Regions from separate parts of the Mus musculus genome. Here region 2 is linked to region 1. A link is a loop called in an ENCODE intact Hi-C map of the cell type or tissue named here. Cell type or tissue: heart. All regions are shown on one strand.

What was found. Peaks named below come from ENCODE experiments on the same cell type or tissue, not always from the same donor. Only the 100,000 strongest peaks of a DNase experiment are listed, where the experiment ranks them.
Region 2: it touches region 1 in a loop (16-fold over the local background); 32 of 42 quality-filtered maps call a loop at or near these places.

Annotation. Positions count from the first base shown.
Region 1 is chr13:81,638,559-81,646,558 of GRCm38, reverse strand. No RefSeq gene overlaps it. Among named protein-coding and RNA genes, the nearest start is that of Adgrv1, 9.4 kb to the right of the region's middle. In heart, a CTCF peak has its summit at 4,596 (motif pointing right); no DNase peak of the experiment used is centred here; H3K4me3 peaks cover 219 bases; H3K27ac peaks cover 458 bases.
Region 2 is chr13:81,434,854-81,442,853 of GRCm38, reverse strand. It overlaps Adgrv1 (adhesion G protein-coupled receptor V1), which reads left to right. Exons shown (of 90, transcript NM_054053.4): 65 at 240-388; 66 at 2,611-2,806; 67 at 3,222-3,441; 68 at 5,149-5,385; 69 at 7,145-7,294. Among named protein-coding and RNA genes, the nearest start is that of Adgrv1, 190 kb to the left of the region's middle. In heart, CTCF peaks have their summits at 1,285 (motif pointing left) and 3,290 (motif pointing left); no DNase peak of the experiment used is centred here; H3K27me3 peaks cover 485 bases.

The DNA of each region.
Region 1 (8,000 bases):
TTATCACTAAAGCACAGAAACCCTGAGTAGGAGAGGAGCCTCTGTATTTCTTTACACCAATACGAGCAATTTGTAAGAGACACTAGGAAAGTAGCTCGACTTTTAACAGCATCAAAATAATCAAGTGCTCAGGAACGTGGTCAGTTCAAGACGTGTGCAGTAAAACGGTACACAATAACACTGAAGGAAACTAGATGATTTCTCAGTAAATGGAAAGACAGTAGGTTGACAAGGATTAAATATCATGAGACAGGCATTACTTTTAAAAGGTGCTAATTCAATATGATCCTTGTTAAGATCTCAATGCCATTGTTTTTTTTTTTTTGTTTGTTTGTTTTTGTATTCTGATTCCTCTCTCCCACACCCTTGTGTATCTCCTTACTCCTGGGAAATGTCCCACACCCATGATCCCTACTGGTCACATTCTAAGAATTATGACCTTTGGTTTTGTCTTATGACCAATTTCATTTTATCAGAGCCATCTGTGAGACCTTTGAACTGGGGTTATTGGTGAGTATACAACTGAAAGCAATGATCTGTCCATGCAATAATCCATCTGTAACAAACAGTTATGTTTTAATTTGCATTGATTAATTATACATGAAGATGGATTTCACCATGATGTTCTCACATGTGCACATAATCTATTTTGATTATATTTATTCTCCATTACTCTTTCTCGTCCCTGTCACTCCTGCTGATTCCCCTCCTTTTCTCAGTCATCCTTCTGCTTTTACAGTGTGTGTGTGTGTGTGTGTGTGTGTGTGTGTGTGATATTGAGTTTAATTAGTGTTGTGTACAGGAACACAGGTAATGAGTTGTTTACAGGACAATCATAGGCGTCTTATCATTGGCTATCTCACTGAAAGAAATGTCTGTCACTTAGCAGCCAACAGCTAACTACCTGTAGATTCTGAGGGAGGTGAGATCTCATGAGCCTCTCCTCTGCTGACTCCCAATTGAATAAGTGAATGGTGACCAGCCCAGTCTTCTACACATCTTGTGCATGTACTCACAAGTGCTGAGAGATCATGACTATAACTGCCATGTCAGTCCCAGAAGACAGCTTTTGTAACCCTCCACTCTTGTGCTGGCTCTGAAATCCTTTTAACTGGTTTTTTTTTCCCCCATGACATCGTCTTAGCATTGGCAATTAAATTTTGAGAGACAAAACAGTGAGCTGTTGTCAAGGGCTAGAGAGAAGGAGGACTAGAAATCGGTTGCCATGTTGGGATGGTGGCAATGTTTTGAACTAGAAACCAGTGATGACTGGGCAGTATTGTGAACATGGTCCATATCACTAAATCTGCACATTTTAAAATGGTGACTTTTGGGTGGTATGTATGTTAGTACAATAAAACATAAACATAGGTATTCTCTATAACACAGATCATAGGTATTCTCCATAACACAGTTCATAGGTATTCTCTATTACACAGATATTTAAGACCTTTTTAAAATGGCAAATGATACCACTGATTTCACTAAAGATTTTTTTCTCAGTAATGCATTTTTCTAAAAATACATTATTTCTCCTTACGTGAACTGGGTATTTTACTTAATAAATATGTATTTGTAAATGCCCTAAACTGTAAGTTTTATGATTATTCATATTGATAGATAGATGTTACTTACATCTTTGGGTTTTAGGAACGCAATGGCATCTTAAGGAGGAGCATTGACAGCTACCTACTGAGCTGTGCTGTAAAGTGCCCCCTGAGTGCTAAGCAAGCCAAGGTACTATGGAGGTCGTTGGGTTCAGAAGGCTTTCTGGTAATATTAGTCAGTTGTGAGTATAAATGTTGCATCATAAAGCATAATCAGGAAGCTGGGCGTGGTGGCGCACGCCTTTAATCCCAGCACTCGGGAGGCAGAGGCAGGCAGATTTCTGAGTTCGAGGCCAGCCTGGTCTACAAAGTGAGCTCCAGGACAGCCAAGGCTATACAGAGAAACTCTGTCTCTGTCTCGAAAAACAAAAAACAAAACAAAACAAAACAAAACAAACAAACAAACAAAAAAAGGCAGAATCAGGAAAAAGTACTCCCGATCACATTAGTGACTAATAACTAAGTACGCCGAGGGGCTATCACAGAAGACATGACAGGAAGAACAACGTAAGGGTTGAACAAAAGAAAACCAGTCTTCCTTAGGCTCAGGTCTTTTAATACTTGTTCCCAGTTGGGGGGCGCTGTTTGGGAAGGTTGTGGACACATGGGCTGGCAGGAGGAAGTACATCACTGCTGGAGGAGGGTCTTTCACAGTGTATAGCCTTGCATCATCTCACATTTGCTCTGGGAAGTTTCCGGTGTGCAGTGGTGAGTGCAGAGACGCAAGCTGGTCCAGTGCGGAAAGTAAGTGACCACTGAACGCTCAGTCATAGATGGGACGTCTCCCTCCAAAGCCTGGGGCTGCTGTGGAGAGGAGATGGAAAGAATGTAAGAGATAGAGGAAGAAGTGGAGTATGAGAAAGAATTACCCGGTCTCTGCCCTCTTTCAGGCTTACAATCTGGAAAAAGTCCAAGCAGGCAAGGAATTAACTGATGGAGATTAAAGAGGAGGTTAAGCTTTGCTTTTTACTGTCTGAGAAATGGAATCACGTTTTAATGAAAAATGAATGTGGAAAAGAAAGCAAAGGGCTGGGAGTGGAAGGCACACCTTTATTCCCAGAATCCTGGAGGTGGAGGCAAGTGCATGGATCTCTGTGAGTTCAAGACCAGTCTGGTCCACATAGTGAGTTCCAGGATAGCCAAGGCTCCATAGAGAGACATTGTCTCAAAACAAAAGCAAAAACAAAACAAAAACAAAAAACAAACAAACAAAAACCCCCAAACAACCAACTAAAAAACAAAACAAAACAAGAAAAGTAAAATAAAATGAAAAGAAAAGATGTCTACAGGGATTGAAGCCAGAGCGTAGGCAGTTGAATGTATTTGCTGCTCTTGCAAAGGAGCTGGCTTCAGTTCCCAGTGGTCACATGGTGGCTCTGAAACATCACAGTGCCTGTTCCAGGGGATCCAGTGCCCTCTTCTGACCTCTGGGCACTAGGCATGCGTGTGCAACACATACATACATACATACATACATACATACATACATACATACATACATACACACTCCGCAAAACGATTCATACACCCAAATACATCTTAATTTATTTTAAAGGAGATGAATGTGAAAGAGGGCACCTTCCCAAACGCTCATGTTATCACAGGAAAGGACAGTGATGTCATAAATCATTTGGTGAGAAAGATCAAAATTGAGTTAATGTAATAATCTGGCCACTAAGGTTTTGAGTTGTCTCCTTTAGGTTAGACTTACACTTGACTGCGAGCAAGAAACTTCTGTAACGTTCCACAATGCCTCTGATCCTTGACTCCAATTTAGGAAGAGTCCCGGGATCATTCTGTTCCTGGGAGAGGATCCAGTACTAAGTGGCTTCTTTTAATTTTAATTTTAATTTAGTTGTATTTTCTTGTGTGAGTTACACTGAACACTTCTAGTTATTGGGTGGAGTAGATTACCACGGACAGCCTGGAATTTCTTCAATATTGTTACCCCAATCCTCCTCCCCCCTTGTAATATGGCACAACTGTAGCTATCTGTGTATGCACAGCTATTTGGATATCAGCACTGCTTGGGGCTGCTGAGCTCTGGAACAGAGATAATGCGTGTCCACCTTTTACTCTGCTCAAGCCACTGTCTTTAAACTTGGTTGTACAGGAAACAGTGTCACATTTATTTTTCTCTGCCAGATCGGTAGACTTAGCCCATCTTCCCATTCCAGCATTCTTCTCTCCCTTCCACAGTCTCTACTTTCAGTCAGCTTCTAACTGATTTTACGTTCTATTTGCAGCACTGGGCTTTCCCTGGTCTCAGAGGACACTAGACGTTTCTGATTAGAGTTTGGAGATCAGATGCACCCAGGCTCTTCCTAGAGTCACTTCATCCAGTTCAGCTCCAGCAGCCTCTAATCTCGCTCTTTGATCCTGCTTCTCACACGGTGCCCACAATATCTGCCTTGGGGCTCCAAACTATTAAAGACAAGAAGCCTGGGGCTCCATTGGCATTGCCATTTTGAGAAGCCAGCACACTTTTCATCTTCTTTGCACACGCAGTATTCTTCTATCATCGTTTTATGTATAGAAAGGCTTATGTGATGTAAAGATTATAAATGTAAACATTTCAGTGTGGAAAGCTTATCATGGCCAAGGCAAGAGCTCGGCATCTGAGTAAATTTTCCTTACCCAGTAGAATGCAGAGATATTAACTAATTCATGTGCTTTTGACATTTAAATAAAATAAGGTAAATAAGATAATTTACCAAGCATATTTTTTCCTACTGAGTGACAATGACAAAGAACAGAACAGACCATCACTTCTTTCAGTAAAAAAGGGACGTAGTAATTTGACCCACATGGAATTGTTACTATTTGGCAATTTTTGACATTTTTGTGAATATTTATCACAGTAAAATATGTTTCAAGACTCGGCCTAATGTTGTTTTAATGTCATTATTATAGTAGTATCTCTTTACTGTAATACTTTTCAATTTTATTATTTTTCCCACAGTTTTCAGTTACCTCACACTGCCAGTAGAGGGCGCGGGTTGTCTTGTTGAGCTCACTGGAAAATAGGAAAATAAACCATCCACACACGCATCTGGTTATAATTTTCCTCTCCTGCTCTCCACTTGCACAATTCAACTTGATGCTGTATAATTCCCCTTTCTTTTCTTCTGTTCTGCATGGGGGCAGAGCCACCACAAAAAGATGAATACTTTCAGTGCCTTTCAGATCCCTCAAAGCGGCAGCCTTCACATTCCATCCTATTGATACTGCATTTGGCAGTGGATGAAGGGACACAGTTGAAGTCTGCTCATAATTGGTTTTATTTGGGAAAGATTTTCTTTTGAACTAGTGGCCACCAGTGATTTTATAATCATCAGAAGTTAGCTACTTCAGCACTTCTTATAGAGAATACTCACAATTCTCTTTCTCACTTTGGAAGAACAAAGTATAAAGTGGAGGGAAAAAGAGAATAGCCATGAGCATGGGGGAGTTCCGGTTTGTTTGGGACTCCCAGGGACTGCCGAGGGCCAGCCCAGGCTGTGTCCTTGTCTGCACAGTCGTCTTTCAGCACAGCATTAATCATCTTTTTATTTTCTCAGACCGTTAAGCTTTTTTTTTTTTTTTTTTTTTTTTTTTTTTAAGAAAAAAATAAGGTAAATCTAGTGTCTGTTTCCTGATACTATCTGACTCCTACCATCTGCAGACAGCATAGCAGAGCTTGCTGAGTGGTGCTTTGCATGTGTTTCAATACGAATTGAACAGTGGAACACCCCAAAACTCATCTCTGTGTTACAAGAACTAGGCACCCACACGTAAAACACAAACTTTGCGAAGCGCTGCATGATGCCCACATACCATCAGCCAAACCTTCCTTGTTTGGGGGTTTGGTTTTCCCACCCGGATGTGAATAGACAGTGGGATCCTTGTTTCCAGGGGCTTTGTTTGCTTTGAGTCACTGGTAAAATAAACATTACCTCAGATTGGAGAAATCCTTGGAAGAGAGCAGGGGTTCTGGGAGAGCTTTGTGGTACCCGGCACTGATGATTTTATTGGGTTATCTGGTGTAGCATGCTGAGGACAGTTTAATTACAGCAGTGCCCTGTGCAGATCAGATGGGCCTGAGCTTGAACTTGCCCTGTGAGCTGGCTCGTTCTGGAAGGAAATGCAACTGAGAAAGAATGAAGTGAGGTGTGTCCTCCTTTACTGTAGCCCGGCTCTCTACATAGGAAACAAAAGCAAAGGCTCTTGAGGGTCTCATGAGGCAGGTGTGCACTTATTCTTAACTCACAGTCACCTCTTCACACAGTAGGGATGCTTTCTGCTCTGAATTTAGTCCAAAGAGAAAAGTACTCAGTAAGTGCTTGATTGAAAACTAGACTCATTTTGTGATTCATCATATCAGAAACACATGATTATAAATATTTTTTAAAGAAAATTGAGCAGGGTGGTGGTGGCTCATGCCTTTAATCCCAGCACTTGGGAAGCAGAGGCAGGCAGATTTCTGAGTTTGAGGCCAGCCTGGTCTACAAAAGTGAGTTCCAGGACAGCCAGGGCTATACAGAGAAACCCTGTCTCAAAAAAACAAAACAAAAAAAAATTGTATTTTAAAACAGGAGGGTCCATTTTATAATTTGATATTTGTTGAACGGTGATGCCTGATGGAAATACTATTTAACATGCTTATTCTGGCTCTTGCTACTTATATTTCAAGATGGACTATGTATATAAAATGGAATTTTAATATTTATACACCAAAGATTTAGAGATTTTATTACTTTTCAAAATAGTTATAGTTCCACCCCATCTCCATATTCCTATACAAGCTACTGCCAAGGTGATTAACTATTTAAATTCAGCACTTTTTAAATTTCCTGCAGCACATATAAGGTTTTTGGAAACTGTAATTGGTTGTTATTATATTGCCAAGAATGGAAATCCAAACTGAGTTCAAGGTAATTATGCAGAGTGAAAACTTTATAGTATAGTCTTTCCTCAAAGAGAAACAGAAGCAGAAACCATAACCATGGCCTCACTATAACTTGATGTTAGGAGTAAAGGATTTGGTAGTCTCCCCTCCTACATCCCATACACACACCTCAAGTAACAGATGTCAAGAGTTTCAATATTGATTCAGGAGAATGAATGGCTGAGTCATTGCAGAGGGACTGTGACAGGGAGACAAAGGCTACCATGGCGATGTGTTGATATGCGATGGGGTTAGTGAGCCTGAGGGCTTCCTACCCCTGCCATTGAAGCAAAGCGATGAGCTCTGGGACATGCCACCCAGCAAGCCTAAAGCGAGGCAGGTTGGAAGAATGATTTAACTATCTGTCCTCTGGGGATTGAAGATTCCATACACACATGTCTGTCTGATTCATAGGGAATTTCCTTTTTAAATATAAGAAAAACTATCCTGAAATCTGCATCTAGCTAAGAAATAAATACTGGGGTTTTAAAAGTCTCCAACAGCATTTTCTGAAAATGCTTTCTAAAATAACTTCTTGAGGACTACTGTGCTTAGATTGGGAAAGTATAGATTCAAAATAATTTGCATAGGACTATGTTCAACTACTTCTTTGGTGAATATGATAATAAAAACTTACACATGGTAAGTAGTGAAATAAAAGAAAATTTGTAATCAGTCTCTGATTGGTGTAGGAGATAGATTCCAAGGCATTTGCTATGGAGCTGTGTTGTTTCTTGCATATGGTTTATCTATATCCTTAATATATGTCCTTATACCCACAGGTAAGTATAGTTCTCATCCATCGTGAAAGAAACATCCCTTGTAACAGACAGATCAAAATGCTGAGAACAAATGTGGTATACAGCCCAAATATCAACAACAGAATTTAATACATTTAAAAAGATCATTTCTAAAAGCATATTTTTTTGTAATAGGAATAGGCAAGAAAGAAATTTCTGTACAGGATCAAGTGAATTGATGAACAAATTTAAACTTGTTTATTTCCTACAGTGCTCTGATCTCTTATAATGTGCTATTCTTAGTGATGTTTTAAGAATACTTGTCACATGTGTGGTAGTACTACCAAACTTTTTCCCTTTTTACTTTGGGGAACTAAATCTATAATAATAATAATTTTAGAAATGTTGAGACAAAGCCTTTGCTTGAGTAGTTTTAATTCAGTGAGGATGAATTTTTTGTCCGGAGTTTTTTCTATATGCACGTATATTCCCTATGTTAAATCCTTAATTTGTCCTGGCAAGCTATATTAACCTTCTGCAAGCCAGGACCTTAAAGACTTCAGCTTTCAGCCTTCGTCTACTTATCTTGGCCTAGAATGTTTTAGCATCTGAGACTTATTGATGAATAAATTCACATTTTCTCTTTCTGAGCTCTGACTGGCTGGTTCAACTCAACTGTTCTGGCTCAAACTCTTCTCCAAGCTAACTGACTCAAATTGGCTTCTG
Region 2 (8,000 bases), 200 kb after region 1:
TTTTAAACATCATTTCACACACGGCAGCCTTAGTATTATGGCTGTCTAAGACAATTCCAGGATCGAGGAACAGCATTCTCTAAGCATGCATGAGGCTGTGGGCTCACTATGCAGTTGTATAGCAGAGTCAGTGCAAGAGAACTAAGATGCAGGAGCTGAAAAGAATTTTATGTTCATACTACCCATGTATGTTTTGTTATTTTGGTTTGTTGTGCTTTAATCTCTGTTTCCTTTGCAAGAGGATATGATTTTACCATCCAAGAGAATGGACTTCAGATAGATCAACCTCCTGAAATTGGGAACATCTCCATTGTTCGAATCATAATAATGAAAAATGATAATGCAGAAGGCATCATTGAATTTGATCCAAAGTATACTGACATCTCAGGTGAGCTTAGTTGGCGTCTCTGAACTATCACAACATTTTCTCAATGGCAAAGGAATTAGGATTCTTATATGCAAATTGTTTTGGTGTGATGGCAAAAAAATTCCCCTGTGTTTGTATGTTTACATTTAAAAATATATTTTCAGTTACTTTTAGGTAACCTTGAATCTCTTTATGTTTTACAAAGACAAATTGCTACTTGGCTTAGGAAAAAAATGACGTTTTGGGATAGCATTGGAAATGTAATTGAGGAAAATACGTAATAAATAAAAAAAATAAACCTTAAAGATTATTAAAGTATGTCTGTTTAAAGCATTGTTAAGGGGCTAGAGAAACGGCTCAGTAGTTAAGAGTAGTTGCTGTTTGGTGTTGTCTTAGTTAGATTTCTATTACAGAGATAAAGCATCGTGGCCAGGAGCAGCATGGGGTGGAAAGGGTTTGCTTATTTCATCTTATAACTTAGAGCCTGCCATCCTGAAGTCAGAGCCGGAGGGAGTTCAAGGTAGGAACCCAGAGTCAGGAACTGACCCAGAAGCCGTGGAGGAGCGTTGCTTACGTACCCAGAAGTGGTGGAGGAGCAAGCCCAAAGCAGCGGGTTTGCTCCTCCCGGTTTTGCTCAGTTTGCCTTCTTATATAATCTGGGACCACCTGCCCAGGGGTGACAACGCTTACATGCTGGGGACGCTCAGACACATATCACTAATCAAGACAATGCCCCACAGACTTGCCTAAGGCCAATCTTATGGAGCCATCTTCTCAAAAAGCTTCTCTTCCCAGATATGTCCAGGTTGTGTCAGTGCGACAGAAAGCAAACAGCACACTGCTCTTGCAAACCTGGATGACTGACTCACACTGCTGGATTCCAGCTCCTGGGGACCTGATGCCCTCTTCTGGCTTCTGGGCAGTTTACATATTCAAAGATCCATACACATGAATAAAAATTAAATAAATCTAAAATATATTTTAAAGAAAAATGTATGTAAATTTAATGTTTATATAGTGTTTATTTACCCTGTAGTGAATAACCACCCTGGAAATGAACATTTAACTCTTCTGCAGGTAGTATCTGGGCACTTGATCTTGTCTTCAGCTCTTCTCAGGCTTGCCCAATGTTACAATTCCCCTTTACCATAAAATCAGGACACACAATATGTGGTTACATTTCTTTCCCAGCAGAAAGAGATGGCTACCTTCCTAGGATATGCCTTTATTCAAAGGTAGACTATAAGTATAATTTAAAAGTAAACATGATACCTTGTTTTCGCAAATGATTTATTGGCTTTAGTGCCTCTACCCAGGTTCTTCGTCTAGCTATCCTGAAAGTTCAACAAGACTCTCCTGTACACTTCCTAAGGCCTTTGGATAAGCCATGGCTTATCACATAAGCGATTTTGTGAATTTCAGCTCATTTCTGGTAAACGGATGCTGCATTTTTACATCGAGAAATAATAGGACTTTTTCTCCATTTACCCATTTCTCATTAATTCACTGTTTCTGAGAGGACGTTTTGGTAATGGATACCTTTTTAATTTAAGATTTAAATTTGAATTTTTAAATTGAAATCAAGCATTGATGTTGATGTTTTTTGATATATTTTTTAGGGCCAGAAAATATAATAGTTTATATAGAGAGACTTAAAAATACTGATACAAGTGCAGTTGAGAAAGACCAGTGAGTAACTGTGTTTGCTGCCAAGCCTGACAAGCTGAAATCAATCCTGGACGCCAACTGGTAGGAGAAGGGACATGATGCCAGTAAGCTGTCCTCTGAGCTCCACACAGGTGCACACAAGCACACACACAGACACAGATACAAACAGACACACATACACACACACACACAATATAAATGAAAAATATCATATGATAGAAATATTATAAGGGTCCTTTGTATGCACTTATATGTATTTCAGCTAAATGTCTAAAGCAGTTCAGAATATTTTCAGTTTGTAGAGATGCTTTTATTTTATTTGTGCATATCATGAAGAGGAGGAAAGCCTGTACTAATGATTGCATAGGCTACATTCATTTTTAAAAATTGTTCCCTCTAAATTTCAGCCTATGGTAAGCTATATTTTTCATAAAGACATAAGACCAACAAAACATGAAAAACAGAAGAGTGTGCACTGGATCCTTGTCTTTAATTGCGTAGTCTAGTCTGGCTGAATCGTGTCAATGTCATTCGCTTTTCCTAGTAACTCGCCTAACCTCACATTCCTTTCACAGTGGAGGAAGATGCCGGCGTGATCACACTCCCTGTCCTGAGGCTTCATGGAACGTATGGCCACGTGTCAGCTGATTTCAGCTCCCGGGGTTTCTCTGCAGTTCCAGGAGGCTACGTACTGCATGGCAGCTCGGTCACCTTTCAGCATGGACAGAACCTAAGCTTTATAAATGTCTCCATCATCGATGACAATGGAAGGTTAGTCCTACAGAAACAGTGCACACACAGAGAGCATAGGTACTGTGACCTAACTTACACCGAAGATGCATGTTCCTGCTGAGAAGCAGCACTTGAGAGAGACAGGGGAATACCAGCAAAGGAGCTGGCCCTGAGGATGGAAACCTCGGTTTTCCCATAAAGGAGAACGGTTCTGTTCCTCACAGGGACCAGAATGGTTAGGATGTGGCAGTGCTTCCCAGCCCACCTTCTAAAGTCAAGAAGTGGGTTGCGAGGGCTTCGTGTTGCGTCTGCTTTTGACTGAGCACCCTCCTCCTGGTGTGTGCCTGCTGGGCCTTGAATATGTATGGCCAATTTGGAAAAATGACTAGCTATTTGGATTTTACAAGCATTTTAATATGTTTAGACTCACAGATTGCTCCTTCTTGCCATGCAGTGAATTTGAGAAGCAGTTTGAAATTCTGCTCATTGGAGCTACGGGAGGAGCGATCCTTGGGCGCCACCTAGTGAGCAAAATCACCATTGCCAAAAGTGACTCTCCCTTTGGCATCATACGATTTCTCAACCAAAGCAAAATTTCTCTTCCTAACCCCAGTTCCACAATGGCTTTACACTTGGTGCTGGAGCGGACCGGAGGACTCCTGGGAGAGATTCAGGTAGTGTTATTATTCTGGTGATGTTAGAAGAAATTTTGAAATATCATATATAATGTTGGACTTTCAACTCCCCAGATGTGTTTGATTATAGTATTTACTACTAACTACTTTGTAAATGTTAAGTGGCTTCTGAGCTCGATGAACATATTTGAAAATGATGTGAGCAGAATAAAATTGAATAGTAGTAGACCATATTTTTTTTTTCAAAAAAGCATGAGTTCTATAAACTCTGCTTGTAACTTTGGGATATACAGCCTGGGTTGCCTGGGTTGCCCAATGGTGTGATGACTTAGGAGAAAGGAAGAATAGATCCTGCAGAGAAATAAGCCTGACCTGTTGTTAGGAGAACTCTACAGAATAGCGGGCTTAAAACCGACATGAGAGGACCAGAGAGCACAGAGGGCACATAGGACCCAGGACTGATGCAGTTTGAGATGTTACCATGAGTTCAAAGAGCATGCCATCAAGGGAGACTTAGCCAGAGAGTATATCACCGTTTTCACATCTGTAGCTCACCCATGCCTGCCCTGTGAAAGATGGATTGTCAAGAGTCGGTGGAGCAGTGCACAGCAGGAAGGATGGTTGGAAGGCTGTGGTCCCTCACTCTGTTATGAGTGGGAGCAGAGGGGACAAGATGTGGTTAAAGAGGGGACAGCTGGTTGGGTTAAAGATGGAGGCTGAAGCTGGTGAGATGGCTCAGCTCAAAGGAGGTCCTGAGTTCAATTCTCAGCAGCCATAACCTTTTCTGACATCTTATGTCCTCTTCTGGCATATGGGTGTACATGCAGCAAAACACACATAGAATGGATCAATGAACGAGTAAGAAAAGAGATGGAGGCTGAAGAATAGACAAATTTTGGGTGGCTCCTAGAAACTGCTGGAATGTGGTGCTAGTCTTATGAATTTCATAGCTGGGGTAAATACTTAAGAATTCTGCTTTGTACATGTTAATGTGGTGTCCTGTTAGACAAGCCCATGGAAGGCTCACTTAGTCTGAGCTTTGCCTGTTGTCAGATGAGCAGGGATGACAGGTAGAGCAGGCGCTTGCGTGTAGGAAGCCATCACAACCATGAGAGCGTAAGTACTCCTGGAGCTGTGACGAGAGCAGAGCTGAGTCTGGGGCTCCTGCCTTGTAGGGGTCTGAAGAAAGAAGGCTGGGGTGGAAGGAGAGGGGAAGAAGCCTGGGAACGAGAAAGAAGAGGCATGCCGAGAGGGAGGAATGGCTTTCCCCACGTGATATGAAAACCACACACACTAGAGCTATAGAAACCCAAAGCTCGGCTTGTTTTAATCCAAACTTTAGTTCCTGATCAAATGTATGAACATTACATTTGCACTCATTTTTACAGTGGGAATTTAAGTATATTTAGAGAAAAACGCACACCACAGAATGTCGTATTCTACTATGCTCTAATTGCTGGAATCCAAGCACATGGCTAGACAGTGTTGAACTCATAAACTTTATCAATGTTTGTATGTTTGTAACATATAAATATTTAAATAGTTTTCTTGTCCTGTGACGATTACAAATAACTAGGTACTATTTTTCATTTTTTTTAATTAAAAATATTATTTTCAGCATAGATAAGCCAGGAATAGCCTGGTATATTCTAGAATAGTTTCATGTTTCTGTACTTTAATAGTGCATGTACTGCAAAAGTCCTTCGCTTAAGATTGCTCTTTACTAAAATGTGATACGCCACGCAGGTGAGCTGGGAGGTGGTAGGGCCCGATGCTGAGGAACCGTTACCGCCACACAATGGAGACTTTGCAGACCCAGTGAGTGGGACAGTCTCTTTTGGAGACGGAGAAGGTGGTGTGAGAAGCATCATCCTCAGAGTTTGTCCTCACGAAGAAACTGAAGCTGAGGAGACTTTTATTGTTCAGCTCAAGCCTTTGAGAGAAGCGAAGTTAGATCCCAGAGCTAAAGCTGTTACGCTAACAGTAAGTCTGAACACATTCACTGCAAGATTTCAGATTTAACGGACTTGTCAGAAAGTTATTTCTACTGCTTGAGACATTATAATGCTGAATAGAAAATACTAAAACTTAAGAAGGCGCTGGGGGTGTGGTTCAGAGGCTGGGGGCGTGGTTCAGAGGCTGGGGGCGTGGTTCAGTTGGGGCACTGCTTGCGCATGAAACCCAGGGTTCCCCAAACAACACTGTTTGGCAATATTCACCTGCAGTGTACCCGACACGGAGGAAGTGGAGGCAGGAGAATCAGAAATTCAGGGTTAACCTCTGCTACATAGAGGGTTTGAGGCAGTCTGGTGTACAGGAGATCCTGTCTCAAAACACACAAGAACATGAAGTTTTAATAATCCCTATGAATCAAACATTCTCATTTTTATATTAATTACATAGCAGCCTCAATATTAACAATTCTTAAAATTTTAATAGAATGTTAAAGTACTTATTTTATAATCTTAGAGAAAATTTGGTGTATGGAGAATATTTGATATTACTAGAGAAGAGTAGTAATTTTTTATCTCATGGTAAACGTAGAAGTTTGTCATCAACTTTTTAAAAAATTAGCTTCTTATGAGTCAGACTGAAGGTTCTTGTTAATTGGCTCAGTGATACAGTGCTATATCTGACCCGAGTTCAGTGTCTTTCATATGAGTTACCCAGTCCAGAGAAGGGGATAAAAACAGTACGAGAAATAATATATTTTGATTTGAAAAATAGTGTTGTTTGGGGTCTGGATCTGTTAGTGTTTTCCTGAGGAAAAGAACCAAAGGGAAACACACACACACACACACACTCATGCACGTGCACATATGTACACGCACACACACACACAAAAGCACACATGTGCATATATAACATGTATGGGAGGAGGGAGGGAAGGAAGGTAGGAAGAGGGTAGGAGGAGGAAGGGAGAGAGAGAGAGAGAGAGAGAGAGAGAGAGAGAGAGAGAGAGAGAGAGAGACCCAGTTGACCAGTTGACCAGAACAGGGAAGAGTTGCTGCAGAGGTCTTGGTATTCCCTGTGGCAGGAACAGGAAGCCCAGGCATGGCTTCTAAGTTGCAATCTTCTTTCTTTTCAAAGTTGCTTTACTCCTTAGTCTTAGTTGATTGGATGAAATCCGCCCACCTTGTTGAGGGCACTATGTTTTCTTTAGAAACAACTGATTCAAAAAGTTAAACCTATCTACAAGTTCCTTGGCAGATATATCTAAAGTGGTGTTTCACCAGACAGCTTAATATCCTATCTTTGCCTATTTGCTACACAACATTAGACAGCACAGGGGCTGGCGAGTAATGTTCAGTGCTGGAACCCTTGCTGAGCACGCGCAGAGCCCTCGGTTTTGTCCTCCTCATCCAAAGCAACAGCCGTTGCCATAGGGCTGTTTGGTCTTTGTCTGTTCTCTATCTTAGGGAGCATCTAAATGGAGCCACCTGGCTGAAGGTTTGAAGCACGGGGTGACTCAAAGGCACAGGCATGAAACAAAGTAACCCTTCACCTTCTATAAGTTACAGTTTTCTAATTGCTTCTCTCTTTGAGGGTAAGAATGGGTTTGAGCTGGACAACAGTGAGTCTAGCAGGAAGATGTTTCTTTTCCCCTCAAGTGGAGTGGCAGATTGTATCCAAGTACCACTTATATGGCGGATTTCTCCTGCTTACCCCTAGGTTAGTCTGTTCCTGCTTTTTCCGTTAGGATTATTTGATCCTCTGCTCACGTCCTGTTAATGTTTGTTAGATACAGAAGTTTGGGGATCCGAATGGAGTTATTCATTTTGCTCCCGAGTCTTTATCTAAGAGAAGGTTCTCAGAGCCACCTCCGTCGGATGGACCCCTGCTCGTGTCCTTCCTCGTCACAAGGTCCAAAGGCACCTCTGGAGATATCAAGGTATGACGTTGATTTGATTTTCCTGAAGGAGTATCCGTTTACACGCATCACCTGTGTGCTCAGGAGAACAGAGAAATTTTATGCTAAAGAATTTGCTGACTTGAGGCTGTTACGGTTTACAGCAAAGCTAAGAGGCGTGTGTGCCTTTGTGTTCTGTTAAAGAACCCTGGCGTGCTCTTTTAGTTAACGTTGGTACAGTGGGCAACACTGCCCACCTTCTTCATCATGAGGGCTGAGATGTTTTCTATTATCTCATTGGCTCTAACAGGAAACCTCCCTGCTTAAACCCTTGGTGACATTTGTAAGTCATTATATTTGCCATGGCCTTATTTCTCACAGAAGGTTTCCATGTAAGCAACTGCTTTTTAAAAACCACAGCCTGTGTTTGTTGGCGTAGCCTGCTTAAGGTGCTCTTGGGATGGTGTGTTGGCTAAGAGATAAAGTTCACATGTTTGTTCTAACCAACAATTGTGTCAGTTTGTGAAATCCCCCTAAACCCTTTGTTTCTCCTTCGAATTGAAGATTACTAGTATTTTTTTTCCATTTAAAAGTTTGTGGTCTGGAGGAGCACTTGTGGCATGAGTAATTATTTGTATTTTACAGATATTCTTTTCATTCAAATATACAACAAAAATAATTACTGAGTTATATACTTATTTTGAAAGATTTTTAGAAACTTTAATGTTAAATTTTCATGTAAATAAAC